Regions from separate parts of the Homo sapiens genome. Here region 1 is linked to region 2. A link is an interaction called in ENCODE POLR2A ChIA-PET data of the cell type or tissue named here. Cell type or tissue: GM12878. All regions are shown on one strand. Links, peaks and the distances in the headings refer to the core of each region. The heading gives the core; the rest is flanking DNA.

Region 1 (15,886 bases), core at 6,445-8,944, 520 kb after region 2:
CCGACAATTCCCACATGTCCTAGGAGCAACCCGGTGGGAGGTGATTGAATTATGGAGGCGGGTCTTTCCTCTGCTGTTCTTGTGATACTGAATGGGTCTCACGAGATCTGATGGTTTTAAAAATGGGTGTTTCTCTGCACAAGCTCTCTTTGCCTGCTGCCATCCACGTAAGATGTGACTTGCTCCTCCTTGCCTTCAGCCATGATTGTGAGGCCTCCCCAGCCACATGGAACTGTAACTCCAATAAACCTCTTTCTTTTGTAAATTGCCCAGTCTCAGATATGTCTTTATCAGCAGTGTGAAAACAGACTAATACAGTTGCTTAAGATAAAATCGAAGGAATCTGTGGCTTCAATAGATGAACGCCAGATCCTAAGCAAGTGTAGGTGCAGTGTCAAACTCTCCCTGTTTGGAAAGCAAGGGAAAGTCCCAGGACTCTGGCCAACACAAGTGTTCCAGCAACTGTGGTGAAGCATAGCTGCTCCATGACTCCCCAAGAAAAACATCCTAAAACTTCTGTAGTATCTGTTGCCTATCTGCCTTTGGAAGTTTAACCATTAATGTAATTGTCAGAGAAACCACACCACCAGCTCAGTGTTGTGTCTGAATTAATGACCTTATTTTTCATTGAGCCAGCCTTCAGTATATCCAAATTTATTCCTTAATCTGTTTATTTTTGTGTAATTAGCAGAACCAGGAGTGCCTGCATTTTTTAGGTATTCGTTTTTGTGCTTTTTTTTTTTTTTTCGAGACAGGGTCTTGCTCTGTTGCCCAGGCTGGAGGGCAGTGGTGCAATCACAGCTCACTGCAGCCTCAGCCACCCAGGCTCAAACAATTCTCCCACCTCAGCCTCTCGAGCAGCTGAGACCACAGGTGCAAGCCACCATGGCTGGCTAAGTTTTTGTAGAGACAAAGTCTCACCATGTTGCCCAGGCTATTTTTGTGCTTTTAAACACATGTTGGAATAAACGGTGCAATATATTTTGGGGGAAAAAAAACTTGATTTATGCTACTGGAATTTTTGAACTAGCATTAGACTATGTAGAAGATAAACACTAACCTAAGTGTGTGCATTTTTTTCTGAGGAGGGTCCACCCCATCTCAAAGGGGTTGATGACTCAAAAAGTGTCCAGGGCACTGGACTAAGCCCATGACCTGCAGAGCACATTTTTCCCATATCAAAAAGGCCATGGAGCATGATGAGGACATGCCAAGGCAATGAGGTCAGGCTCAGAGTTTAAACCTTGGCTCTACTCTGCGACCTCAGGCAAGTTACATGGTCTCTCTGCGCCTCATTTTCCTCATCTATAAAATAAGGATAATAATAGCTCCTACCTCAAAGGCTTATGGTGTAATTAAATGAGATAATTTACGTCAAGTATTTGAATCATTAACTGATCTGTAACAAGTAATGAATAAATGTTAGTTATTATTATAACTACATAAATTTGGTTTTCATATTTCTCTTCCTTAAACTTTCAAACTCTATTTGTTACAATACAATTAATCCATGGTTTATGCAACCTCAAGATGTCTATGCTCACCATATAGTAATATATTTACATAATGAGGACATACACACCCGGAATTCGGTACTAAAAATTTACAAATTAAATATCTTGTATTTACTACATATGTATATAGCACTAACTGTGTGTTGAGGCTGTTACTAAATACTTTACTAATATTAACCCATTTAATCCTGAGAATAATCCTATGAGGTAGGTTCTATCAGTATCCTTCCTTTACAGATGAGGAAACTGAGCCACAGAGAAATTAATTAACTTACCTAAGATTACATAGCTGGTAAACATCAGATTTAGGTTTGAACCCAAATAATCTGCGTCCAGAGTCAAGGACTTTAACTACTTTGCCATTTGTGTTTCATTTTTACTGCTCATTTGATGGAGAAGGAAGGGTTAAAGAAAGAGAAAATAATCAATCATCAACTTCTGGCATTTAGTAAGCACCTACTGTGCTGCGGCTTTCACACTTTAATACTTTCATCTTTCATCTCTGTTAAGACTTTTAAGAACAATCATAAAAAGATTTTTATAGAGCACTTAAATACCAGAGGTTATCTCATTTAATATTTTAATAGCACTACAAAATAGGTGCTATTATTACCGCCATTTTACAGATGACGAAAGTCAAGCTTAAAAGGATTAAGTGATGTGTCCAAAGTCACATGGGTAGTAAATAGTGGAGCTGGGCTTCAAACCCACAGTCTGGCTTTGAAACTCTTGTGTTTAACCATAACACTCTCCTGACTCCCTAACCCTCTAGGGTACGTATTATGATGCTATTATTATGAATAAATCACATGAAGTTATTCGGCCTCCATTCAGAGGATACTGACCACTGACACTGTTATCTATCACTTTGGAAATGGGAGAGTAAAGCCACGGAGACTAAAGAGATACTAGAAAGACCCAATGAAGTGTCAGTCTTGTCACTGGGAAAGCTTACTGCAGTCCAATTTGGGAAGCAAATGAGTGTTCCTCGAGGGTTTCCAAGCTCTCTTTCAAACCTGTCTTTCATCCTGGGAACTCTGATTCCGCATGGTGCTATTGGAAAATAATACATTCTCTCCAAATCATTATGGCTCGATTAAGAACTCAAAATGGGTTAGGGAGGATATGATGAAATACAAATGTGGAATTCTCAGAATGCTAATCCTATCATTAGACTGCTCAAAGGCAGGATGTTTCCGTTAACTAAGAATTTCTAACATTCTGGTGTGTATCTGAGGACAAGAACTCCCTGTCACCCAGGGCAGAATTGTGGAAAAAACTTTGAGAAAACTTTTGGATTCAGAAATTAAGAAATATGGAGAACTTTTTTAAAAAGAGTCTACTCAGGAGTCTGATCTACTGGTAATAAATGCCAGAAACAGAGTTTAATTTATGGAATTTCTTCTTCCTTTCTTTCTTTTTTTTTTTTTGTTTTGTTTTGTTTTTTGAGATGGAGTCTTGTTCTGCTCCCCAGGCTGGAGTGAGCTTCCTAAGTAGCTGGGACTACAGGCGCGCACCACTACACCTGGCTAATTTTTGTATTTTTAGTAGAGACGGGATTTCGCCATGTTGGCCAGGCTGGTCTCGAACTCCTGACCTCAAATGATCCTCCCACCTCGGCCTCCCACAGTGTTGAGATTACAGGCATGAGCCACCGTGCCCTGCCTTTTTTTTTTTTTTTTTTTTGAGATGGAGTTTCGCTCTGTCACCCAGGCTTGAGTGCAGTGGTGCGATCTTGGCTCACTGCAACCTCCATCTCCTGGGTTCAAGCGATTATTCTGCCTCAGCCTCCTGAGTAGCTGGGATTACAGATGCACGCCACCATACCCGATTAATTTTTGTATTTTTAGTAGAGACGGGATTTCCCCATGTTGGCCGGGCTAGTCTCGAACTCCTGGCCTCAGGTGATCCATCCACCTCGGCCTCCCAAAGTGCTGGGATTATAGGCGTGAGCCACTGCGCCCAGCCTAATTTATGAAATTTCTGTTGACCAAGTCCAGAGATACTAAGTTTCTGGTAACTCCTAGGAGGGCAGGTTCAACTTTAAACTGAAAGGAATGACTAATGGCAAACACACACCAGGTAGTTCACATATCATGCTTATTAATTTTACAATTGCTTTGCTAAGTAGCTGTGACCAACCTGTTTTATTAATAAGGAAGAATATCTAAGCGTCATTGGTAGGAAAGATAGGATTCACACATAGTTCTGTCTGACTCCAAAGACCTTTTAAAAAAAAAAAAAATGCTGCTCCTGGGAGCCAAGAGAAAACATGCCTCTCCCAGGATTGCAAAATTCACTCTAGTCATGAGATAGGTAAACAACCAAAGACCAAGCTGAGAGAAGCAGCCAGTCTAACACAAGCATGTGTGCCTGTAATTTACAAATAGTATTGTGCCCCCTTAAACGAGAGTTCTTCTACGTGGTCCATTGGCTATGCTAGGCTGTGTTAATCTCTCAGACACTGCCTCCTGCCCAAGTGATCTAAATGCTAGGATTTCTGGATACCGATGGGGATGTATTTTCCAATGACCTCTATGACATCAACATCTTTGTCTGGATCCTTTCCCTTTGGTATTGGAAGGTGACTTTCTGCTCTGTCCAAATTGTAAGTTCCAAGATTTGAGTTCAGGTTTGGGAGTAGGCCACGTCAGCCCAGATCTTTATATTCATGAGTCCTTAGGCCAAAGTACCATGATAATGTCACTCATCAGCACTTCATTACAAGGTCCCGAATAAGCTGGGGGTTTTTGTCTTTACTTTTGTTTTTTTCAAAATAATACTTGTACTTTTAAAAATACACTTTATATTTTAGAGCAGCTTTAGGTTCACAGCAAAATTGAGCAGAAAGTATAAAGAGTTGTCACATGTCCCCAGTCCCCCAGTGCACAGCCTCCCCCATTATTAACACCCCCCACCAGCCTGGGACATTTGTTACAACTGATGAAGCTGCATGGACACATTATTATCACCCAGAGTCCAGAGTTTGCATTAGGGTTCACTCTTGGTGTTGTTCATTGTGTGAGGTTTAGAAAAATGTATTCACCATTGTAGTATCACAGAGAGGAGTTTCACTGACCTAAAAATAATTTTTACTCCAACTATTCATCCCTCCCTCCCTGCAGCCCCTGGCAACCACTCATCTTTTGACTGTCTCCATAGTTTTGCCTTTTGCAGAATGTCATATAGTTGGAATTATACAGTATGTGGCCTTTTCAGATTAGCTTCTTTCACTCGGTAATATGCACTTAAGCTTTTTACAGGTCTTTTCATGGCTTGATAACTCATTTCTTTTCAGTGCTGAGTAATATTCCATTGTCTGCATATACCACAGTTTATTTATCCATTCACCTACTAGAAGACATCCTGATGTTTCCTGGTTTTGTTTTAAATGAAGAAAAAAGTCCAAATCATTTAGACAGGTACATTGAAATATGTGCTAATGAAATCATACTATTGTATGTTTCCATGATGTTTTTAGGACTTGCTTCAAAATAATAATCACGTGAAACAAGACAGGGAATGGGTTGATGTCACCTGAAAGTGGGTAATGAGTAAGTAGGGATTCTTCACATTATTCCTCCACTTGTATATATGTTTGAAATTCTCTATAATAAAAACATTTTAAATACATTCCTGGCACCAAGATTTTGCTTAGAACATTCTCACAGCCTGTTACACGTTTCCCTTCTTCTCTGAAAACTCGGTCCCATTGCTCTGATTCTTCAATCAATGCTGCTGCTGAGGGGCTTCTAGAAGTCCTATGAGCGGGAAGAAGCTAAGATCCACTGTGCAGGCCTGAGGTCATTATTCCACTAGCAAAGTATTAAGAAAAAGAGTTAGGTAAACCTAGTGAACAAGCAAGATCTGGAAAGAATCTATGATGTGCTGATCATATGATGCTTGATTAAGAGAAACTGGCTAAGAACCCAGAAACAAGAGCAATTAACATTACTTGAATTAAGAATAGCTAGAGATGACCAGCTGGGCATGGTAGCTCATGCCTGTAATTCCAGCACTTTGGGAGGCGGAGGCGGGTAGATCATTTGAGGTCAGGAGTTCGAGACCAGCTTGGCCAACATGGTGAGATCTCGTCTCTATTAAAAATACAAAAATTAGCTGGGCGTGGTGGCACATGCCTGTAATCCCAGCTACCCAGGAGGCTGAGGTAGGAGAATCACTTGAACCCAGGAGGCAGAGGTTGCAGTGAGCCGAGACCATCCTACAGCACTCCAGCATGGGTGACAGAGCGAGACTCTATCTCCAAAAAAAAAAAAAAGCTAGAGAAGAACACTTTTTTTTTCAGTTAGACTGGCTTCAAGGATATCTTCCTCCCACATTCCTTCAATCAATCTGTAAATTCTGATTGAATTTTTACTATGGAACAGGCTCTGCACTAGCCTTGAAGGGTACAATGACAAAACACTTATAATCTCTACCCTACAAGAGCCTAAAGTGCAGAATATACACAAGTAAATAATTATAACAAAAAAGGAAAGAGGGCTGGGTGCAGTGGCTCATGCCTGTAATCCCAGAACTTTGGGAGGCCGAGGCAGTGGATCACCTGAGGTCAGAAGTTCAAGACCAGCCTGGTCAACATGGCAAAACCCCATGTCTACTAAAAATACAAAAATTAGCCAGGCGTGGTGACAAGTGCCTGTAATCCCAGCTACTCTGGAGGCTGAGGCTGGAGAATCACTTGAACCCAGGAGACGGAGGTTGCAGTGAGCTGATATCACACCATTGCACTCCAGCCTGGGCAATAAGAATGAAACTCTGTCTCAAAAAAAAAAAAAAAGGAATATCATTTTTATACAGCTAGAATTCAATGAGCACTTACTCTGTGACCATCACTGTCCCAAGCATATTACATGTGTATTAATTTATTTGATTCTTACAACAATTTCTGGGAGGTGGGTACTATTATTATTGCCATTTCACAGGTAAGAAAATTTGAGTCGTGAAGAAATGAATTTGCCCAAAGTGCCATGGTTGAGAAATAGCAGAGCCATGATTCTAACCTAGGCACTCTTTATACTCAGTCTAACCACAGACTTTACCTGCAGGCTACCCTGTCCCTCACTACACAATCACACACACACACACACACACTCACTCAGTCACCAACACAGTTTTAGAGCAGCAGGAAAGTCTATTTGAAAGAAATGCTACCTCATCTGAGAAAAAAGACGAATTAGTCAGAGGAGAAAAGAGAATGTTCCAAGTAGAGATACATCCTAAAACTGAAAACGACTCAGCAAAACCAGAGTGAGAATTTTGAGGAAGGGAGTGGAGAAATATGAGGCTGTAGGCAGAGAAGCCAGCTTGTGATGAGACTTGTAAACCATGCCAAAGAGAAATGGCCAAAGAGAAATGGGAAGCCACCGGAGAATGCTGGGGCTGTGGGGAGTGACGTAATCAGATTTGTATTTCAGAAATACAAATACTCTTGCTACAGTGAACAGAATCAACTGGAGGGAGAGTAGGCTGGAGGGAGGAGACTAGTTAGGAGGTCATTATAATGTTGTGGATAAGAAACAAAGGGATTTGGAGGGTGGATGTGGGGGAGGAGGGATGGGAACTCAGAGATAACCCCCAGACTTCTGACCTGAGCATCTGGAAGGATAGTGGTATCATCACTGAGATGAATTACATGGAAGAAGGAACAGCTTAGTGTGACAAAAGAGAGGGGAATGATAATGAGATAAATGAGATACAATCTTGCTAATAATCCAGAATATGCATATTAGATGTTATTTCTCCCCAAGCTTAACAAATCTGCTCATATGAAAATTAGAAGTGAGAAAACAGAAATATTTATATATTTCTACTGGGAAATTAGTATGACCATTTTAAAATGTTTTTAATTGACAGATAAAATTAGATTAGATGTATTTACTGTGTGCAACATATTGCTTTGAAATATACATACATTATGGCCAGGCGTGGTGGCTCACCCATGTAATCTCAGCATTTTGGGAGGCTGAGGCGGGTCAATCACCTGAGGCCAGGAGTTCGAGACCATCCTGGGCAACATGGGGAAACCCCGTCTCTACTAAAAATACAAAAATTAGCCAAGTGTGGTGGTGGGCACCTGTAATCCCAGCTACTCAGAAGGCTGAGGTACTAAAATCGCTTGAATCCAGGAGTCGGAGGTTGCAGTGAGCCAAGATCACACCACTGCACTCCAGCCTGGGTGACAGAGCAAGACCGTCTCAAAAAAAAAAAAAAAATTGAAATATACATACACTATGGAACGACTAAATCTGGCTAATTAACATATGCATTACCTAACATAGTTATCATTTTTATGATGAGAACATTTTACATGCACTCTCTTAGCATTTTTTAAGAATACAATATATTGTTTGCTTTTTTTTTCTTTTATTATTATACTTTAAGTTTTAGGGTACATGTGCACATTGTGCAGGTTAGTTACATATGTATACATGTGCCACGCTGGTGCGCTGCACCTACTAACTCGTCAACTAGCATTAGGTATATCTCCCAATGCTATCCCTCCCCACTCCACCCACCCCACAACAGTCCCCAGAGTGTGATGTTCCCCTTCCTGTGTCCATGTGATCTCATTGTTCAATTCCCACCTATGAGAGAGAATATGCAGTGTTTGGTTTTTTGTTCTTGCGATAGTTTACTGAGAATGATGATTTCCAATTTCATCCATGTCCCTGCAAAGGACATGAACTCATCATTTTTTATGGCTGCATAGTATTCCATGGTGTGTATGTGCCACATTTTCTTAATCCAGTCTATCATTGTTGGACATTTGGGTTGGTTCCAAGTCTTTGCTATTGTGAATAGTGCCGCTATAAACATACGTGTGCATGTGTCTTTATAGCAGCATGATTTATAGTCATTTGGGTATATACCCAGTAATGGGATGGCTGGGTCAAATGGTATTTCTAGTTCTAGATCCCTGAGGAATCGCCACACTGACTTCCACAATGGCTGAACTAGTTTACAGTCCCAGCAACAGTGTAAAAGTGTTCCTATTTCTCCACATCCTCTCCAGCACCTGTTGTTTCCTGACTTTTTAATGATGGCCATTCTAACTGGTGTGAGATGGTATCTCATTGTGGTTTTGATTTGCATTTCTCTGATGGCCAGTGATGATGAGCATTTTTTCATGTGTTTTTTGGCTGCATAAATGTCTTCTTTTGAGAAGTGTCTGTTCATGTCCTTTGCCCACTTTTTGATGGGGTTGTTTGTTTTTTTCTTGCAAATTTGTTTGAGTTCATTGTAGATTCTGGATATTAGCCCTTTGTCAGATGAGTAGGTTGCAAAAATTTTCTCCCATTTTGTAGGTTGCCTGTTCACTCTGATGGTAGTTTCTTTTGCTGTACAGAAGCTCTTTAGTTTAATTAGATCCCATTTGTCAATTTTGTCTTTTGTTGCCATTGCTTTTGGTGTTTTAGACATGAAGTCCTTGCCCATGCCTATGTCCTGAATGGTAATGCCTAGGTTTTCTTCTAGGGTTTTTATGGTTTTAGGTCTAACGTTTAAGTCTTTAATCCATCTTGAATTAATTTTTGTATAAGGTGTAAGGAAGGGATCCAGTTTCAGCTTTCTACATATGGCTAGCCAGTTTTCCCAGCACCATTTATTAAATTGGGAATCCTTTCCCCATTGCTTGTTTTTCTCAGGTTTGTCGAAGATCAGATAGTTGTAGATATGTGGCGTTATTTCTGAGGGCTCTGTTCTGTTCCATTGATCTATATCTCTGTTTTGGTACCAGTACCATGCTGTTTTGGTTACTGTAGCCTTGTAGTATAGTTTGAAGTCAGGTAGTGTGATGGCTCCAGCTTTGTGCTTTTGGCTTAGGATTGACTTGGCGATGCGGGCTCTTTTTTTGGTTCCATATGAACTTTAAAGTAGTTTTTTCCAATTCTGTGAAGAAAGTCATTGGTAGCTTGATGGGGATGGTATTGAATCTGTAAATTACCTTGGGCAGTATGGCCATTTTCATGATATTGATTCTTCCTACCCATGAGCATGGAATGTTCTTCCATTTGTTTGTATCCTCTTTTATTTCATTGAGCAGTGGTTTGTAGTTCTCCTTGAAGAGGTCCTTCACATCCCTTGTAACTTGGATTCCTAGGTATTTTATTCTCTTTGAAGCAATTGTGAATGGGAGTTCACTCATGATTTGGCTCTCTGTCTGTTCTTGGTGTATAAGAATGCTTGTGATTTTTGTACATTGATTTTGTATACTGAGTCTTTGCTGAAGTTGCTTATGAGCTTAAGGAGATTTTGGGCTGAGACAATGGGGTTTTCTAGATATACAATCATGTCATCTGCAAAGAGGGACAATTTGACTTCCTCTTTTTCTAATTGAATACCCTTTATTTCCTTCTCCTGCCTAATTGCCCTGGCCAGAACTTCCAACACTATGTTGAATAGGAGTGGTGAGAGAGGGCATCCCTGTCTTGTGCCAGTTTTCAAAGGGAATGCTTCCAGTTTTTGCCCATTCAGTATGATATTGGCTGTGGGTTTGTCATAGACAGCTCTTATTATTTTGAAATACGTCCCATCAATACCTAATTTATTGAGAGTTTCTGGCATGAAGGGTTGTTGAATTTTGTCAAAGGCCTTTTCTGCATCTATTGAGATAATCATGTGGTTTTTGTCTTTGGCTCTGTTTATATGCTGGATTACATTTATTGATTTGCGTATATTGAACCAGCCTTGCATCCCAGGGATGAAGCCCACTTGATCATGGTGGATAAGCTTTTTGATGTGCTGCTGGATTCGGTTTGCCAGTATTTTATTGAGGATTTTTGCATCAATGTTCATCAAGGATATCGGTCTAAAATTCTCTTTTTTGGTTGTATCTCTGCCTGGCTTTGGTATCAGAATGATGCTGGCCTCATAAAATGAGTTAGGGAGGATTCCCTCTTTTTCTATTGATTGGAATAGTTTCAGAAGGAATGGTACCAGTTCCTCCTTGTACCTCTGGTAGAATTCGGCTGTGAATCCATTTGGTCCTGGACTCTTTTTGGTTGGTAAGCTATTGATTACTGCCACAATTTCAGATCCTGTTATTGGTCTATTCAGAGATTCAACTTCTTCCTGGTTTAGTCTTGGAATGTATCCATTTCTTCTAGATTTTCTAGTTTATTTGCGTAGAGGTGTTTGTAGTATTCTCTGATGGTAGTTTGTATTTCTGTGGGATCAGTGGTGATATCCCCTTTATCATTTTTTATTGCATCTATTTGATTCTTCTCTCTTTTTTTCTTTATTAGTCTTGCTAGCGGTCTATCTATTTTGTTGATCCTTTCAAAAAACCAGCTCCTGGATTCATTAATTTTTTGAAGGGTTTTTTGTGTCTCTATTTCCTTCAGTTCTGCTCTGATTTTAGTTATTTCTTGCCTTCTGCTAGCTTTTGAATGTGTTTGCTCTTGCTTTTCTAGTTCTTTTAATTATGAAGTTAGGTTGTCAATTTTGGATCTTTCCTGCTTTCTCTTGTGGGCATTTAGTGCTATAAATTTCCCTCTACACACTGCTTTGAATGCGTCCCAGAGATTCTGGTATGTTGTGTCTTTGTTCTCGTTGGTTTCAAAGACATCTTTATTTCTGCCTTCATTTCGTTATGTACCCAGTAGTCATTCAGGAGCAGGTTGTTCAGTTTCCATGTAGTTGAGTGGTTTTGAGTGAGATTCTTAATCCTGAGTTCTAGTTTGATTGCACTGTGGTCTGAGAGATAGTTTGTTATAATTTCTGTTCTTTTACATTTGCTGAGGAGAGCTTTACTTCCAAGTATGTGGTCAATTTTGGAATAGGTGTGGTGTGGTGCTGAAAAAAATGTATATTCTGTTGATTTGGGGTGGAGAGTTCTGTAGATAACTATTAGGTACACTTGGTGCAAAGCTGAGTTCAATTCCTGGGTATCCTTGTTGACTTTCTGTCTCGTTGATCTGTCTAATGTTGACAGTGGGGTGTTAAAGTCTCCCATTATTAATGTGTGGGAGTCTCAGTCTCTTTGCAGGTCACTCAGGACTTGCTTTATGAATCTGGGTGCTCCTTTATTGGGTGCATATATATTTAGGATAGTTAGCTCTTCTTGTTGAATTGATCCCTTTACCATTATGTAATGGCCTTCTTTGTCTCTTTTGATCTTTGTTGGTTGAAAGTCTATTTTATCAGAGACTAGGATTGCAATCCCTGCCTTTTTTTGTTTTCCATTTGCTTGGTAGATCTTCCTCCCTCCTTTTATTTTGAGCCTATGTGTGTCTCTGCACGTGAGATGGGTTTCCTGAATACAGCACAGTGATGGGTCTTGACTCTTTATCCAATTTGCCAGTCTGTGTCTTTTAATTGGAGCATTTAGTCCATTTACATTTAAAGTTAATATTGTTATGTGTGAATTTGATCCTGTCATGATGATGTTAGCTGGTTATTTTGCTCGTTAGTTGATGCATTTTCTTCCTATTCTCGATTGTCTTTACATTTTGGCATGATTTTGCAGCGGCTGGTACCGGTTGTTCCTTTCCATGTTTAGCACTTCCTTCAGGAGCTCTTTTAGGGCAGGCCTCGTGGTGACAAAATCTCTCAGCATTTGCTTGTCTGTAAAGTATTTTATTTCTCCTTCACTTATGAATCTTAGTTTGGCGGGATATGAAATTCTAGGTTGAAAATTCTTTTCTTTAAGAATGTTGAATATTGGCCCCCACTCTCTTCTGGCTTGTAGAGTTTCTGCCGAGAGATCTGCTGTTAGTCTGATGGGCTTCCCTTTGAGGGTAACCCGACCTTTCTCTCTGGCTGCCCTTAACATTTTTTCCTTCATTTCAACTTTGGTGAATCTGACAATTATGTGTCTTGGAGTTGCTCTTCTCGAGGAGTATCGCTGTGGTGTTCTCTGTATTTCCTGAATCTGAACGTTGGCCTGCCTTGCTAGATTGGGGAAGTTCTCCTGGATAATATCCTGCAGAGTGTTTTCCAACTTGGTTCCATTCTCCCCGTCACTTTCAGGTACACCAATCAGACGTAGATTTGGTCTTTTCACATAGTCCCATATTTCTTGGAGGCTTTGCTCATTTCTTTTTATTCTTTTTTCTCTAAACTTCCCTTCTCTCTTCATTTCATTCATTTCATCTTCCATTGCTGATACCCTGTCTTCCAGTTGATCGCATCGGCTCCTGAGGCTTCTGCATTCTTCACATAGTTCTCGAGCCTTGGTTTTCAGCTCCATCAGCTCCTTTAAGCACTTCTCTGTATTGGTTATTCTAGTTATACATTCTTCTAAATTTTTTTCAAAGTTTTCAACTTCTTTGCCTTTGGTTTGAATGTCCTCCCGTAGCTCAGAGTAATTTGATCGTCTGAAGCCTTCTTCTCTCAGCTCGTCAAAGTCGTTCTCCATCCAGCTTTGTTCCGCTGCTGGTGAGGAACTGCGTTCCTTTGGAGGAGGAGAGGCGCTCTGCTTTTTAGAGTTTCCAGTTTTTCTGTTCTGTTTTTTCCCCATCTTTGTGGTTTTATCTACTTTTGGTCTTTGATGATGGTGATGTACAGACGGGTTTTTGGTGTGGATGTCCTTTCTGTTTGTTAGTTTTCCTTCTAACAGACAGGACCCTCAGCTGCAGGTCTGTTGGAGTACCCTGCCGTGTGAGCTGTCAGTGTGCCCCTGCTGGGGGGTGCCGCCCAGTTAGGCTGCCGGGGGCCAGGGGTCAGGGACCCACTTGAGGAGGCAGTCTGCCCATTCTCAGATCTCCAGCTGCGTACTGGGAGAACCACTGCTCTCTTCAAAGCTGTCAGACAGGGACATTTAAGTCTGCAGAGGTTACTGCTGTCTTTTTATTTGTCTGTGCCCTGCCCCCAGAGGTGGAGCCTATAGAGGCAGGCAGGCAGGCCTCCCTGAGCTGTGGTGGGCTCCACCCAGTTCGAGCTTCCCGGCTGCTTTGTTTACCTAAGCAAGCCTGGGCAATGGCGGGCGCCCCTCCCCCAGCCTCGCTGCTGCCTTGCAGTTTGATCTCAGACTGCTGTGCTAGCAATCAGCGAGACTCCGTGGGCGTAGGACCCTCCGAGCCAGGTGCGGGATATAATCTCGACGTTTTTTAAGCCCGTCGGAAAAGCGCCGTATTCGGGTGGGAGTGACCCGATTTTCCAGGTGCCGTCCGTCACCCCTTTCTTTGACTAGGAAAGGGAACTCCCTGACCCCTTGTGCTTCCTGAGTGAGGCAATGCCTGGCCCTGCTTCGGCTCGCACGTGGTGCGCGCACCCACTGACCTGCGCCCACTGTCTGGCACTCCCTAGTGAGATGAACCCGGTACCTCAGATGGAAATGCAGCAATCACCTGTCTTGTGCGTCGCTCATGCTGGGAGCTGTAGACCGGAGCTCTTCCTATTCGGCCATCTTGGCTCCTCCACAATATATTGTTAATGATAGTCACTTGTTGTACAATACATCTCTTGAACTTTCTCCTATCTGAAATTCTGTATCCTTTAACCATCTCCCCAACCCCATGCAACTGCCCCAGCCCCTGATAAGTACCATTCTACTCTATACTTCTATGAGATCAACATTTTTAGATTCCACACGAGAATGAGAAGATATTTGCATTTTTGTGCCTGACTTATTTCACTTAGCATAATGTCCTCCAGGTTCATCCATATTGTCACAAATGACAGCATTTCCTTTTCTTATGGCTAAATTATATCCCATTGTGTATATGTTCCACATTTTCTTTTTCCATTCATCCACTGATGGACACTTAGGTTTGATTCCATATCTTGGCTATTGTGATTGATGCTTTAATAAACATAGCAGTGCAAATATCCTTTTGACATACTAATTTCATTTCCTTTGGATATATACCCAGTAGTGGGATTGCTGGATCATATGGTAGTTCTATTTTTAAGTTTTTGAAGAACCTCCACGCTACTTTCCATAATGGTTCACACAACCATTTTTTAGATCAATTCAGTGATGCCTAATAAAGTTGAAAGTTATATCCTTTAAACCAGTGATAACATTTCTAGGTGCCTTACCTAAAGAGATTCTTATGCATATGCTAAAGGTGACTTATAGAAAATGTTCATTGGATCATTGTTTCTGATAACAAAAGATAAAAAATGGAAACAACTGTCCCCTTATTGTAAAAAGAATAGCTAAATAACTGTAATTTATTCATACAGTGGAATACTCTACATAAATTAAAATGGATGAATTAGATCTGTATATATTAACATGGATTAATCTCAAAAACACAATTTTAAGTGATTAAAGCAAGCTGCAAAAGATTCATACAGAATAATAGCATCTATATAATTTTTAAATAAAAAATAGTTGTATGTATATTATTTACAGATACATACATATGTCCTAAGAGTTAAAATGGACACCTGAGAATAATACACACCAATTTCAGAACAATGCTTATCTCTGGGAAGAAAGAAAGTGAGAGAAAAGGTAGGAGGGATAGAACTTCAGCTATATCTGTACCACCTTTTACAGAGCAAAATCTAAATTTTAAAAAGGAAAAAGTAAAGGAGGCATTCATTCAAAAAGCTATAAAAAGAATATCTCTTTTTTAACAATTCAGGTTTCTTGTGATGTAATTCCATGCCATAAAATTCAGCCTTTTTAGGTATACAGTTTGATAAGTTTGGGGAAACATATTCTGTTGTGTAACCACTAACATAATTTAAAAACATTTCCATTACCCAAAATGTTCCTTCATGCCACCTTTGTGTTCAATCCCCTCCCTTCGTGTCCAGCCATTGACAACCACTGATCTGTCCCTATAGTTTCCAGTCCTTATGGTATTACCTTCTCCAGAATGTCATATAAACGGACTCACACAGCATGTAGTCCTTTGTGTCTGGCTTTTTTCACTAAGCATAATCATTCTGGGATTTATTCACACTGTGGTTATGTATCAGTAGTTTATTCCTTTTTATTACTTAGTAGTATTCCATTGTATATAGGTACTACATTTGTTTATCTCTTCACCAGTTGATGGACATTTAGGATGTTTCTCAGTTTGGACTATTATGAATAAAGTTGCCATAAAAATTGGGGTACAGGTTTTTCTGTAAACATATTTTTTCATTTCTCTTGGGTGGAATGGAATTGTTGGGCCTCTTGGTAAGTATTTTTTACCTTTATCATAATCTGCAAATTGTTTTCCAAAGTGGCTGTACCATTTTTCAATCCCATTAGCTCCACATCCACATCAGCACTTTTTATTGTTTGTTTTTAATTTTAGCCATTCTACTCAGTATGTTGGCTTTAATTTGCATTTCCCTAATAACCTATGGTGTTAGGCATCATTTCATGTGCCTATTTCTCATCTGTACTTCTTTGGTGAAGTGTCCACAGCATTTGCCCATTTTTTTGGTTGTTGTTTTGTTTGTTT
Region 2 (13,473 bases), core at 10,974-13,473:
TTAAAAGAAGAAATCTGCTTTCTGGATAATCTAACAAAAGAGTTGAAAGAAAGGAAATATAATTAAACTTCATTGTACTTAAAATAAAAATTTAAAAATGTTCCCCTATTCCCTATCAAATCTGGGCTGACAGGCATGTTATTTAATTGCCCATAAATGAGCTTCTTTAAATAGCACCCATTAATACCCCAATTTCAGCATCAGCCTGTGCACAGAGAGAAAAAGATAAACTTTGAAATGGCTAAAAAGCAAAACAAACTGCTTTCTTCAAATGTCAGCAGAATCTGAATGAGGAAAAGCCATGAGGGGGAAAAAAACCTCCCTACCTTCAGCTGTGGATGAAGCCGCCAGGCCCCAGACCATTGACTGCAAAGTCAGAGTCTAATCTGAACTGATGTCAAGGTAAGACATCTGCTTTGTCAGAAACCCCAAAGATACTGAAAAACGGAGCACAAACCATTATTGAAACCATAATCTGCACCAAAAGTAAATCTATGAGTCTAGTCAAGTGTGGCTTATGCATAATTTACCCCGGCATCCAACACATTTCCCCCCCCCATAGCCTGTCGGGGTTTCAAACTCAACGTATCTAAAACAGAATATAAAATCTCCTCCTTAAACCAATTCTCCCTGGCAACTTTCTTATTTCTATATCACCAATTATCCTAGTCTTGAAGCCAAAAAATCATTTCTACTACCTTCCTCTCCTTCAATCATATGCCCAGTCAACTACCTAGTAATAATAATAACTAGCATTTATTGAGGGATAACTATAAGCTGAGCACAGTACCAGGCACTTGACACACCTATTTAATCCTTGCAACTAACCTGCCAAACAGGTGTAATTATTCCCATTACACTTATAAGGAAACTGAGGCTCAGAGGTTCAGGTGGTTAAGTAACTTGATAAAGGCCACATAGCTAGTAAGCAGCAAAACTCAAAGCAGAGACACCCCCTGCCTTTGGCACCCATGCTCATGTATTATTCACACTATCACAATCTCACATCCACCCACAAGTTCTTCCATTCCTAATGCCATCACTCTGGTTTAGGCCTTTATTACCTTTTGTGTAAACTATTTAAATGCACTCTTAACCTTCAGACTTTTTTCCTTCAAATGTATCCTGCTGCACAGGTGTGCTGCATGAAACTTCTTGAATGCTACTTTGTTCATGACATTCTCTTCCCTTAAAAATTTTCACTGTTCCCCAAATACTACAGACTTCCTATATCCAAAGCCTTCCATCAGCTGGATTTTCCCCCATCCTCCTGAAAACATGCAACTTTACAGTCAAGTCTAATTCTTTGCCACTCTCCAAAAATATGGAGTGAATTCCCATTTTCTGCTTATAATTAAGTAATTAATATCACCTAGAACACTGTCCAACTCATTCTGCAGGACTTAACTCAAATGATATCTTTGTAAGGATGCTTTCTCTGATGAGGAGGGAAAAGACTAAAGAAGAAGAAAAGAAGTGTTATTTCTGTCTGAGAGCTTTCTTTGTGTCAGGCATTGTTCTAAAAAAAATCTGCATGACCAGTGAAATGGGTACTACTATTATCTCCAGTTTACAGATAGAGACTTGAAACATAGAACAGTTAAGTAACTATCCAGGGTTGCTTTGCTGTGTAAAGTCAAGATTCAAATCCATACTATTGGGCTCTAGAGCCCCCTTTCTTAACCATTTTGCTCTAGTGAACTCTAAGAAGTGATCCTTCTTAACTTTCATGGATGGGTCAAGCTGATCACATGAGGATCTACTGATCAATCTTAGTATCACCAAAAACAGGACACCTAGACAATATATGCCTCTTAAAGTTATACAATAAGCAATTCACCACAGGCCTATAAGCATCCTTGCCAAATAAATTGCACTGGAATCTAATTATGGCTCCACTCAGTACTTCTCAAACTTTAATGAGCAAACACATCATCTAGGGATCTGGTTAAAAAGCAGATTCTGACTCAGTAGGTTCTGGATGGGGCCTAAGAGTCTGTATTTCTAAGAAGCTCCCAGGAGATGCTTATGCTGCGGGACCACACTGTGAATAGCAAAGCTCCAGAATGTGGATCTAATCACCAGCTGACAAGACACAGGAGGGATAGAGGAACAAATTAAGCAACTCATGGCTGGGGCTAGAACACAGTGATGAGGCACTTGCCTCAAGGGCACCATTTAAAGGTGTGCCAAAAAATACAGTACTGGAGATAAATATTTTAATAGGTATTTTCCAAAATCAAAAATGAATGCAAAAAAGTTATAATGAATATAATAACACAATTTTAAATAAAGTCAGGGCCAGTATCACTGGTTTTTCTTCTTGCCTCAGGCTCCCATATGGCTCTGCACAGCTATGCAGAAGCTATCTGCCCAGTCGAGGGTATGAAAAATTCTACAGGGCAAACGTAGACCTAGTTTCTAAAACATGTAAATATTATCAAAAGAAGAGGAGTTATACTTTAAGAGACTTAAGAGACAGAAACTCATTTTGATACTGATTTGAACAAAATGTACAGTAAAACAATGTGGAGACAATAAGAAAAATAGAAACACAGACTGAATATTAGATAAAAGAATTTTTGTTTTTTTCAAGTTCATGATAATCACATTGACAGTGTGATTTTTTTTTAGGTCCCTTCCTATTGGAGTAAGGTACTGCAATATTTATGGGTAAAATGATATAATATCTGGGTTTACTTTAAACTACTCCAGTAAAAACAAAAAAAAAAAAGTAGAGGACATAGATGAAACAAAATTAGTGAAATATTGATATCTGCTATAGCTCAGTAAATGTTACTTGGGGATTCATTATACTATTCTCTAATTTTTATATGCATAAGATTTTCATAATAAAAAGTTTTTTAAATTAATTTTTTTCTTTAGACATCCTTAACATGTACTTTGTACCCCTCGAACAGAACATAGCACATAGTAGTGCCTTATACATCTCTAATAAAAATAGGTAATTTTTTTTGACAGGGTCTCACTCTGTCACCCAGGCTGGAGTGCAATGGCGTGATCTCGGCTCACTGCAACCTCCGCCTCCCGGGTTGAAGTGATTCTGCTGCCTCAGCCTCCCGAGTAGCTGGAATTACAGGTGCCCACCACCATGCCCAGCTAATTTGTTGTATTTTTAGTAGAGACGCGGCTTCCTTATGTTGGCCAGGCTGGTCTCAAACTCCTGACCTCGTGATCCGCCTGCCTCAGCCTCCCAAAGTGTTGGGATTACAGGTGTGAGCCACTGCGCCTGGCCTAAAATAGGTACTATTTTTAATATGTGCCAGGAGCAGTGATTAGCATCACGATAATATTGTGACATATTGCACAGGTAAATAAAAGTGAAGTTTAACAAGTTAAATAACTTGCCCAACGTCACACATCCAGAAAGTGGCAAAGGCAAGACTTAAACCCAGACTCCACTGGCTCAGAAGCTCACACTCTGAAGCATTGTGGTATAACAATTTCTCTTATTCCAAATGGATTTTATGACAGAAGGTAATCTCAGCTTACAGTTCTTCATCTCTCTCACGCTCCTAAGACACAGTGGCCATTTTGAGAGGTTAGGATCAGGACTATCTGGCTTTGTATGATGGCTCTGATACCAGCTGTGTGACCTTGAGCAAATTACTTCATCTTGCTGCCCCTAAGTTTCTTCATCTATATAGGGCTATTAATCTCACATGAGTATGAGATTAATAACCATCTCATAGAGTTATAAGGAAGATGAAATGAGTTAATAAATGTAAAGTGCTCAGAACTGTGCCTCGCACATGGCAATCACTGATTAAGTATTAGCTATTATTATTATTATTTTATTTTATTTTTGAGACAGAGTCCTGCTCTGTTGCCCAGGCTGGAGTGCAGTGGCATGATCTCAGCTCACTGTAGCCTCCACCTCCCGGGTTCAAACAATTCTCCTGCCTCAACCTCCTGAGTAGCTGGGACTACAGGCGCACACCGCCACACCCGGCTAATTTTTGTATTTTCATTAAAGACGGGGTTTCACCATGTTGGCCAGGATGGTCTTGATCTCCTGACCTCGTGATGTGCCCGCCTCGGCCTCCCAAAGTGCTGGGACTATAGGTGTGAGCCACCACGCCCAGCCTATCATTATTATTAGTAGTACGTTCTCAGTAAAATCGAATGACACTGAACACACCCCTCAGGCAAACTCATAACCATTTAATTTTACTACTTCTAAGAAACTGTTTTTGACCATAGAACTTGAAAGGTGGCTTGCACCAATGCTTAGAAAAGCCAATATACAGTAATCAAAATTAATGTTCCTATGTTTGGAGAAAGAAAACTCCAGTATTAATTAAAACCCTTAAACACAAGGACCAGGACCATTGCTACAGTAGCACACTTGCTTTGCAAGCTTAATGTCAAGGAATTTATGGTGTCTGTGGGATTTTAAAATCTCCAGGAAAGTACCAGGATCCTAAGCTGAGAAGCTAGATGCTCCATAGAAATAAATGGGAGGTGCCAGGCGTGGTGGCTCATGCCTGTAATCCCAGCACTCTGGGAGGCTGAGGAGGGTGGATCACTTGAGGTTAGGAGTTCAAGACCAGCCTGGCCAACATGGTGAAACCCCATCTCTACTAAAAATACAAAAAAAAATTAGCCGGACATGGTGGCACACACATGTAGTCCCAGCTACTCAGGAGGCTGAGGCAAGAGAATTGCTTGAACCTGGGAGGTGGAGGTTGCAGTGAGCCAAGATCGTGTCACTGCACTCCAGCCTGGGTGACAGAGTGAGACTGTGTCTCAAAAAAAAAAAAAAAGAAAGAAAGAAATGGGATGGCCCTGGGTCACAGGCTGAGGTGGGTAGCAGAACTGGTGTCAGAAGCACTGAGCCAAAGGAGTAAACTGAGAACCATGTGCCAGAACTAAGCAGGAGCCAAGCTATTGTTAACTGCTCAGCCAAGGGAGTTAGTTGGGGAGTTGTGCCAAAGCTCACCAGCCAAAATCATGCGGAGACAGACCAGAGCTGGGAAGAGCGAGGACAAGGTCCCCAGTGATGCAGGAATAATCTGAGCCCAAATCAGATGGAAAAGGCTTCCGACACGGCTTGCTGCTTTTAACCATGTATGGCAGGCCTCTTTTGTAGTTATGTTGGGTCAGTCTTGAAACTATACTTTTCCAAGCTGTCTTGTTACATATGAAAGGCGAAATAAATAAAAGGCTCAGACCTTAGACCACCTGGCAGATCCACATCTCCCTTCCCACTGGCAGTCTCTCAAGTCACTCACAACCCAGTCACCAGCAGCACTTGGTTTTAACTTCCACAGGGCTGAGTATGTATTATATCAAGTTTACTCACAATTACTAGCATTTATTCAACCCTTAAATCTAGCAGACAGGATGCTAACAGCTTTCCAGTTATATCACTTAATCAATCCTTCAGTGACCCATTGAGATATTATTATTATCCCCATTTTACAGATGAAGAACCTAAGGCTTAGAGAGCACAGGGTCACACTGCTAGGAAGCGTCAGTTCAGTCCAACTCCAGAGACAACTTTTATACTCCACTGCCTCCTTTCTTATGCTACTTTTTATTAGCAGACTCTTTGCTACTAAAAGGACCAGAAATGAGTGACAGACTATTGCAGGTAAACTGCTGACATGATAAACCGAACAACCTGGAACATAATCTTCCCCAGGGAAGCTGGAAAGCTTGGTAAAAGCAGTTGAAGAGGAATGAGCAATCCTTAAACTGTCTTTACTTTCAGCAAACAGGGTCATTTTCTCCTCTGCAATTGCTCTTCTCCAGTTGAGAGCAGTCCCTGCTGCTCTTGTCAACTGCTGCAACCTGCTGAGGGGAAATTATGCAGAGGGGAAAAATATCACAGACTTTTTTTTCTTTGAAACTTGGGGGAAGGGAGAAAAAGAAGGGGGTGGAATTCTCAATGGAGAAAAAAAATTATAAATACAGTAAAAATGGAATAGAACCTCCAAATAAATAATATCTGATACCAAAAGACAAACTAAGAGCAGTAATCAAAAGGGGTCAGATAAAAAGAAATTAAAATATGCAATTTTTCACAAATCTGTTACCAAAAAATATTTGTTTTCTATTCATACAAAATGTCAAGAGAAGCAGTACCTGGGCTACAAAAATATGATGACTCCAAAATCCATATATCATACCTGAAAACAACTGTGTGGTTGTGATCCCTTACAGAGTGTGTAGAATGAGAATGGAACATGAGGGACACCAACATTCAAGGCACAAACAAAGCAGGAAGATATCTAAAGATACCTAAAAGGATATGGGCCAAGAAAATCAAATGTGGCATGAAAAGTATCCCTTTAATTTAACAACTAAGAGGCCATTAATGACCTCATCAAGAGCAGGTTCAATCAGATGATGGGATACAAGCCATTTTACTAAGCTTATTCTAAAATGGAGGTAGGACTGCAAGTGTGAGGTACACTTCTGAGGACGGTGTCAATGGAAGATGAGAACAGGTCACCAAACACATGGGAATGCAGACTTGAGTGAAGATGTATGAGCAAGATTCTGACAAATAGGGGAGAGAGAAACTGAAAGTCTGAGACTAAAGATACAAGTGAGGAAATGGACAACCAATGGGAGGTGAAACAATGGGATGAGAGTCAGAGGGGCTGAACAGGAGGATGGCAGCTTCAGCCACTGAGACAGAGAGACAGAACATCAATATGCACTCTGGGGTAACTGCCCATGTTTTTTATATTCTCTTTGAACTAGGAGTTAGGTTGTCTAAGAATAAGTATAGAGAACATAGAGCGGGTAAGGAAATTCATGAGTATTTCAAAATAAATGTTGTAGAAATTGAAAGAGTAACCTATGAATTTAGGGTATAATTTCCTTCAGAAGGACTCAACAGCCTAGGTTTGTGAATTCCTAATGGTCAGACAATAAGGTTGATATTTGCCCTCTGCACACTCATCCTTTCATTCTCTTGTTTGTTCCATCTTTCATAAATAAAATGTGTGTCAAGTATCTTCTATGTACTGGGCCTGCAGGACAACACTGAGCAAGACAAACAGCACCCCTGCCTGTAGAGTCTTATAACAGAAGAAACAAACAACAGAAAATCACAATAGCAATGAATAATATATAGGAGGAGTTCATAGTACTATGGAGAAAATGTAAGATGATTGCCTAATCCTGACTAGAGAGGACAAAGAAGGCTTGCTTAAAGAAATAACATTTGAGACTTGGAGAAATGATAGTTGTCTCAGGAAGAAGAGAAAGTCAGAATGTTCCGCGGAGAACAACATGTGCAAGGACATTCCAAGAAATCCTGAAACAGAAAGAACATGTCACTTCCGAAGATCGGAAAGGTCCACGTGTTAAAGTATAAAATGTGGCAAGTCTAGAGATGTATGCAGGGGCCAAGCACATGTAGAGCTGGTAAGAATATTGTGCTTGAGTCTCAAAGCAATAGCAATCTGTACTTACAAAGGATTACTCTAGCAACGGTATCCAAAATGGATTAGGAACAGGCAAAAGTAGGTGCCAGAACAGTGAGGAGGCTGTTATTAAGAACCCAGGCAAGCGACAATAGTAGTATGGACAAAAGCCAAGACAGTGAGGACAGGATAAAGAAACTCAATACATTAAGAGATGTAGAGGGAGCAAAATCCTTTAGAATGTATGACCTGGATGCAGGGAATGAAGGAGGATAAAGGATGATGCTTAAATTCCTAGTTTGGGAATTTTTTTTTTTTTTTGAGACGAAGTCTCTCTTTGTCACCCAGGCAGTGCAGTGGTACGATCTCAGCTCACTGCAGCCTCCGCCTCCTGGGTTCACGAGATTCTCCTGCCTCAGCCTCCCGATTACAGGCATGCGCCACCACACCCAGCTAACTTTTGTATTTTTAGTAGAGATAGGGTTTTGCCATGGTGGCCAGGCTGGTCTCGAACTCCTGACCTTAGTTGATCTGCCCGCCTCGGCCTCCCAAAGTGCTGGGATTACAGGTGTGAGCCACCAAGCCTAGCCTAGTTTGGGAAATTAGATGGATGGTGAGTGGTACCAATTACTGAGAAGGAACAGGTTTGGCAGGAAAACTTTTTACTTTATTTTCCATCTGTTAAGTTTGAGGCACCTGTGAAGCATCCAAATAGACAAGTAGCTGAATGTATATACAGGTCTGGAATTCAAAAGAGGTCTTTATAGAGACAAAAATCTGGGATATGGCTTCATATTGCTGGTAACTGAAGACATCATGAGTGATTAGATCATGCAGGAAGAGAATATAATGTGAGAAGAAGGCCTAGGGCAGAGTCCTAGAGAACTACTCCTCTAATGTCTGAGTAGAAGGGCAGAGAAGAGTAACAAAGGAGGCTGGGCACGGTGGCTCACACCTTAATCCCGGCCCTTTGGGAGGCTGAGGAGGGCGGATCACCTGAGGTTGGGAGTTCAAGACCAGCCTGACCAACATGGAGAAACCCCGTCCCTACTAAATACAAAATTAGCCAGGTGTGGTGGCACATGCCTGTAATCCCAGCTACTCAGGAGGCTGAGACAGGAGAATCGCTTGAACCCAGAAGGCAGAGGTTGTGGTGAGTGGAGATCATGCCGTTGCACTCCAGCCTGAGCAACAAGAGTGAAACTCTGTCTCAAAAAAAAAAGTAACAAAGGAGAAGAAGAAGAAACAGCCAGAGACAGAGGAGGAAAAACAGGAATATGGGAGTCAAAAGACAAAGAAATGAAGCATTTCGAGGAGAGTCAACTGTGTCTAAAGCTGAGTGGTTTATATGGTTTGGCTGTGTCCCCACCAAATCTCATCCTGAACTACAGTTCCCATAATCCCCATGTGTCATGGGAGGGGCCCAATGGAAGGTAACTGAATCATGGGAGTGGTTACCTCCACCCTGTGCTCATGAAAGTGAGTGAGTTCTCACAAGATCTGATGGTTTTTTTAAAGGGGCTTTCCTCCTTTTGCTCAGCACTTCTCCTTGCTGTCATCATGTGAAGGAGGATGTGTTTGCTTCCCCTTTTGCCATGACTGTAAGTTTCCTGAGGCCTCCCCAGCCATGTGGAACTGTGAGTCAATTAAACCTCTTTCCTTTAAAATTACCCAGTCTCAGGTATCTTTATTAGAAGCATGAGAACAAACTAATACAGTGGTCAAGAAGAATGCAAAATAAAACTGGTGAAAATAATTATAATGAAAATTGGAGAGGATGTGGCATGAGAGGGAGATAGGAAAGCAGAGAGAACCTATTCAAAAGGTTTAATCAGCAGGGTGTGCTGTCATGCACATATAGTCTCAGCTTCTCAGGCGGCTGAAGTGGGAAGATCACTTGAGCCCAGGATTTTGAGGCTGCAGTGAGTTATGATCACACCACTGCACTCCAGCCTGGGTGACAGAGCGAGATCCCATCTCTAAACACAACAACAACAGAAACAAACCTTTAGTTGTGAAAACGAGAGGAAATGAGAGCTTAAAAAGCCCAGGAATGACATGTGAAAAATGGAGTTGAGGAACGTATGATGTGTTGGATCAAGGAATCTACGATATGAAAAAGATGAAAAGCAAGGAAGAGTGATGGATTGGGAAGAAAACAGAGGAGCCAAGGGACAAGAAATCCTAATAACACTGAAGAGCAGAAGTAATGGAATGAAAAACTGGAATAATAGAAGGCCGTAATGACAGAATGGGATACTGAAGTTCCATATTTCAGAAGTGGAACAGGAGCAAGTGATGATAAAGTTTAGCATTCAACCAATGAGAAGGGGGTGAAGTTGGAAGAAGGTGGAGTAGTGGGTCAAAGTCACAGATACAGAAGAAGTCAAGGAAAGTGGGGGCAAGTTGTTAGGTAGGTCATCCACATGGACACTCAGGGTGTCCGGGAAGATAACAGGACTTAGAAAGAAAATGGCATTGATAAGCCAGGCGCCAAAGCCTAAGCTGAATGTAACTGAGATCCCAGAAGGCTGGAAGATTTATAGTTTTATTGGATAGCCAGATAAAAGTCTTGAAGGATGGAAGATGTATAAGATGGAAGATAAATGGTTTGGAATAGCTACTGAAGGGCCAGGAGAATCCCAACATCCTTACACCCTGATCCCATTTGAAAGGACAGAGATGGGAGCAAGATGACAGATAAAAGGCAGGGCTAATGTGCATTGCATCTCCCACCTGGACAGACAGAACAGTGTGTGGAGAATCACACTGTGATCTTTTGTTCCAAGAACCACCACAGGAATGTACCAGGAAAACTGAAAGAATTCACAGATGCTTTGAAAGAAGCAACACACTGTTGCAAATGCTGCAAGACAGACGAAAAACCGTGATTCCCCAAAGTGTGAGGGGGGAAAACCCACCTCTGAACACACATCCCCACTGGGGAATTTGAAAATCCAGATCATAGGAGAAGGATTTAACCTTACCTAGAGCTGGAACAAATTTAGGAAACTCTGTGAAATAAAAAAGTAGAAGCAGCAGTGGGCAAAACCTTGTAGGCACACAGTCTCCAGCTCAAGCCCAAAGATGCCATCCCTGACTATATCTTGCAGGAGCCACCAACATTGTGAGCAGACAGCGAGAAGCATGGCCTGAAAGCCTTGCCTGCTTTCTCAGCGGGGAAGCTTATGACCTGGGGCAGATCTGAGTTCTGCGCACAGGCTGCCTGGATCTAAACTTGGCACTGTTAGCAGAGCACTCTGGAAGTGAGACCAGCCACACTAAATGCGTGGGAGCTGGATGAGGCCTTTCACTATCAGTTATCCCCTACTTCCCTGGTGAACTATACGGCACAAGAGAAGTAGCCATAATGCCCTCTGGAACATAACCCCACTGGCCTGAGAACCACCTCCCCATACCCTACTGTGGTCACAGCAAGCCCTCCCCAAGGAGAGTCTTAGCTCAGACCCACCTAACCCTGCCCCCACCTGAAGGTATTTCTCTATGAGCCCTGGTAGCTGAACACAAAATATAGAAACTCTTGGGAGCTTTATGGCCCCACCCATCGCCTGAGAAACCAGAATACTTGCCCCAACTTATGGCAAGTTCAAATCCCACTATTACTACCGCAGCTGGTGTTCTCTTGCAAATGCCACCTCCTGGCTGAAGGCCAACCAACTCAGGACATTACCGCAACTCATGACAGAGTAACACTGCTCCCGAGAAGGAGAAAACAACAGCTAATACCACTGCCTGCAACATCCTGGCTAACCAAAGGTCCTGAGTCTATCCATGTGACAACTTCACCGCTTGCATAACCAGCATTCAAGAAAGCCAGCACACTAAACCTATCTATAGCCAAGGATCCTCACAGAGTCTACATCATTCCCCTGCCACCTCCACCACAGCAGGTGCTGGTACCCATGGCTGAGAGACCTGAATATGGATTACATCACAGGACTCTTTTCAGACATTCCCCAGCACCAGCCTAGAGCCCGCTATCCCTGCTGGATGGCTAGATCCAGAAGACCAGTAACAATCACTGCACTTTGGTTCTCAGGAAGCCCCATCCCTAGGAGGAGCAGGAGAGCACCACATCAAGATATCGCCTCATGGGACAAAAGAATCTGAAGAGCAGGCCTTGAGTTCCAGATCCTTCTGCTTGTGGGTAGTTTCTCACAGCAGAGACAAAATTGCAGCACTGGACACAGTAGGGAAAGTTGCACCTAAACCCCAATAGGCAGGCAGCCTCTGTGATCACATAGGGCCTTGGAGAAGAGGTCCTTGTTCCCTACTGGCACTCCACCACAGAGGAACTCAAACAAATCAGCAAGAAAAAAAAAATAATTCCATCAAAAAGTGGCCTAAGGACATGAATAGACAATTCTCAAAAGATATACAGATGGCCAAGAAGTATATGAAAAAAATCTCAATATCACTAATCATCAGGGAAATGCAAATTAAAAAAAATAATGAGATACCACCTTACTCCTGCAAGAATGGCCACAATTAAAAAATTAAAAAATAACAGATGTTGGCATGGATATGGTGAAAAGGGAACACTTACGCTGCTGGTGGGAATGTAAATTAATACAACCACTATGGAAAACAGTATGGAGATTCCTTAAATAACTAAAAGCGGAACTACCATTAAATCCAGCAATCCCACTACTGGGTATCTACCCAAAGGAAAATAAGTCATTATATGAAAAAGACACTTGCATATGCATGTTTATAGCAGCAAAATTTGCAATTGCAGAAATATGGAACCAACCTAAATGCCCATCAACCAACAAGTGGCTAAAGAAAATGTGGTATATATACACCATGGAATACTACTCAGCCATAAAATAAACTGAAATAATGGGCCGGGCGCGGTGGCTCACGCCTGTAATCCCAGCATGTTGGGAGGCCGAGGCGGGCGGATCACGAGGTCAGGAGATCGAGACCATCCTGGCTAACACGATGAAACCCCGTCTCTACTAAAAATACAAAAAATTAGCTGGGTGCGGTGGCAGGCACCTGTAGTCCCAGCTACTTGGGAGGCTGAGGCAGAATGGCATGAAGCCGGGAGGCGGAGCTTGCAGTGAGCCGAGATCGTGCCACTGCACTCCAGCCTGGGCGACAGAGCGAGACTCCGGCTCAAAAAAAAAAAAAAAAAAAGAAAGAATGGCACTTGCAGCAACCTGGATGGAGTTGGAGACCATTACTCTAAGCGAAGTAACTCAGGAATGGAAAGCCAAATATCATATATTCTCATTTATAAGTGAGAGCTAAGCTATGAGGGCACAAAGGCATGAGAATGATATAAGGGACTTTGGGGACTCAGGGGGAAAGGTGGGAGTGGGGTGAGGAATAAAAGACTACACACTGGGTACAGTGTACGCTGCTCGGGTAACGGGTGCACCAATATCTCAGAAATCACCACTAAAGAACTTATCTATGTAACCACAAACCACCACCTGTTCCCCAAAAACTATTAAAATAAAACAAAATTTGTAAAAACCATAATAATAAAATGACCTGATGGGGGAAAAAAAAAAGAAGAAGAAGAAAGAAAGGACAAGGCAGCTTCCACTCAAGAAGACTACAGGGTAAGATCTTCTCAGGGTAAAAACAAGTTTGGTATAAAGAATGTGAGCACTGTTCTGTGAAAAGGTTGGGGATATATAGGCAAAAAAAAAAACGGAGGGAGGGCAACAAAAGGAAAAGTATCACAGCATAATAAAGGTCATTTATGATGAGCCCACAGCTAACATCATACCCAATTTTGAAATACTGGAAGTTTTTCTTCTAAGATCAGGAATAAGACAAAGATGTCCACTCATCACTTCTACTCAACATAGCACAGGAAGTTCTAGCCAGAGCAATGAGGCAAGAAAAAGAAATAAAGGCATCCAAACTGGAAAGGAAGAAGTAAAATTATCTCTATTCACAGATGACATATCTTATATGTAGAAACCCTAAAGATTCTACACCAAAAAAAAAAGCTGTTAGAACTAATAAATTCAGCAAAGTTGTAGGATACACAACACACAAAAATCAGTTATATTTCTATATCCTAAGAATG

What was found. ChIA-PET counts read pairs that join two places held together with the same protein. Peaks named below come from ENCODE experiments on the same cell type or tissue, not always from the same donor. Only the 100,000 strongest peaks of a DNase experiment are listed, where the experiment ranks them.
Region 1: POLR2A ChIA-PET joins it to region 2 with 12 read pairs; 3 of 35 experiments call an interaction of 5 or more read pairs at or near these places.

What each region holds. Positions count from the first base shown.
Region 1 is chr7:141,030,614-141,046,499 of GRCh38, reverse strand. No RefSeq gene overlaps it. Among named protein-coding and RNA genes, the nearest start is that of MRPS33, 24 kb to the right of the region's middle. In GM12878, for the core only: no CTCF peak of the experiment used is centred there; no DNase peak of the experiment used is centred there.
Region 2 is chr7:141,559,889-141,573,361 of GRCh38, reverse strand. All of the region lies in intron 2 of AGK (acylglycerol kinase), which reads right to left. Among named protein-coding and RNA genes, the nearest start is that of AGK, 15 kb to the right of the region's middle. In GM12878, for the core only: no CTCF peak of the experiment used is centred there; no DNase peak of the experiment used is centred there; H3K27ac peaks cover 418 bases.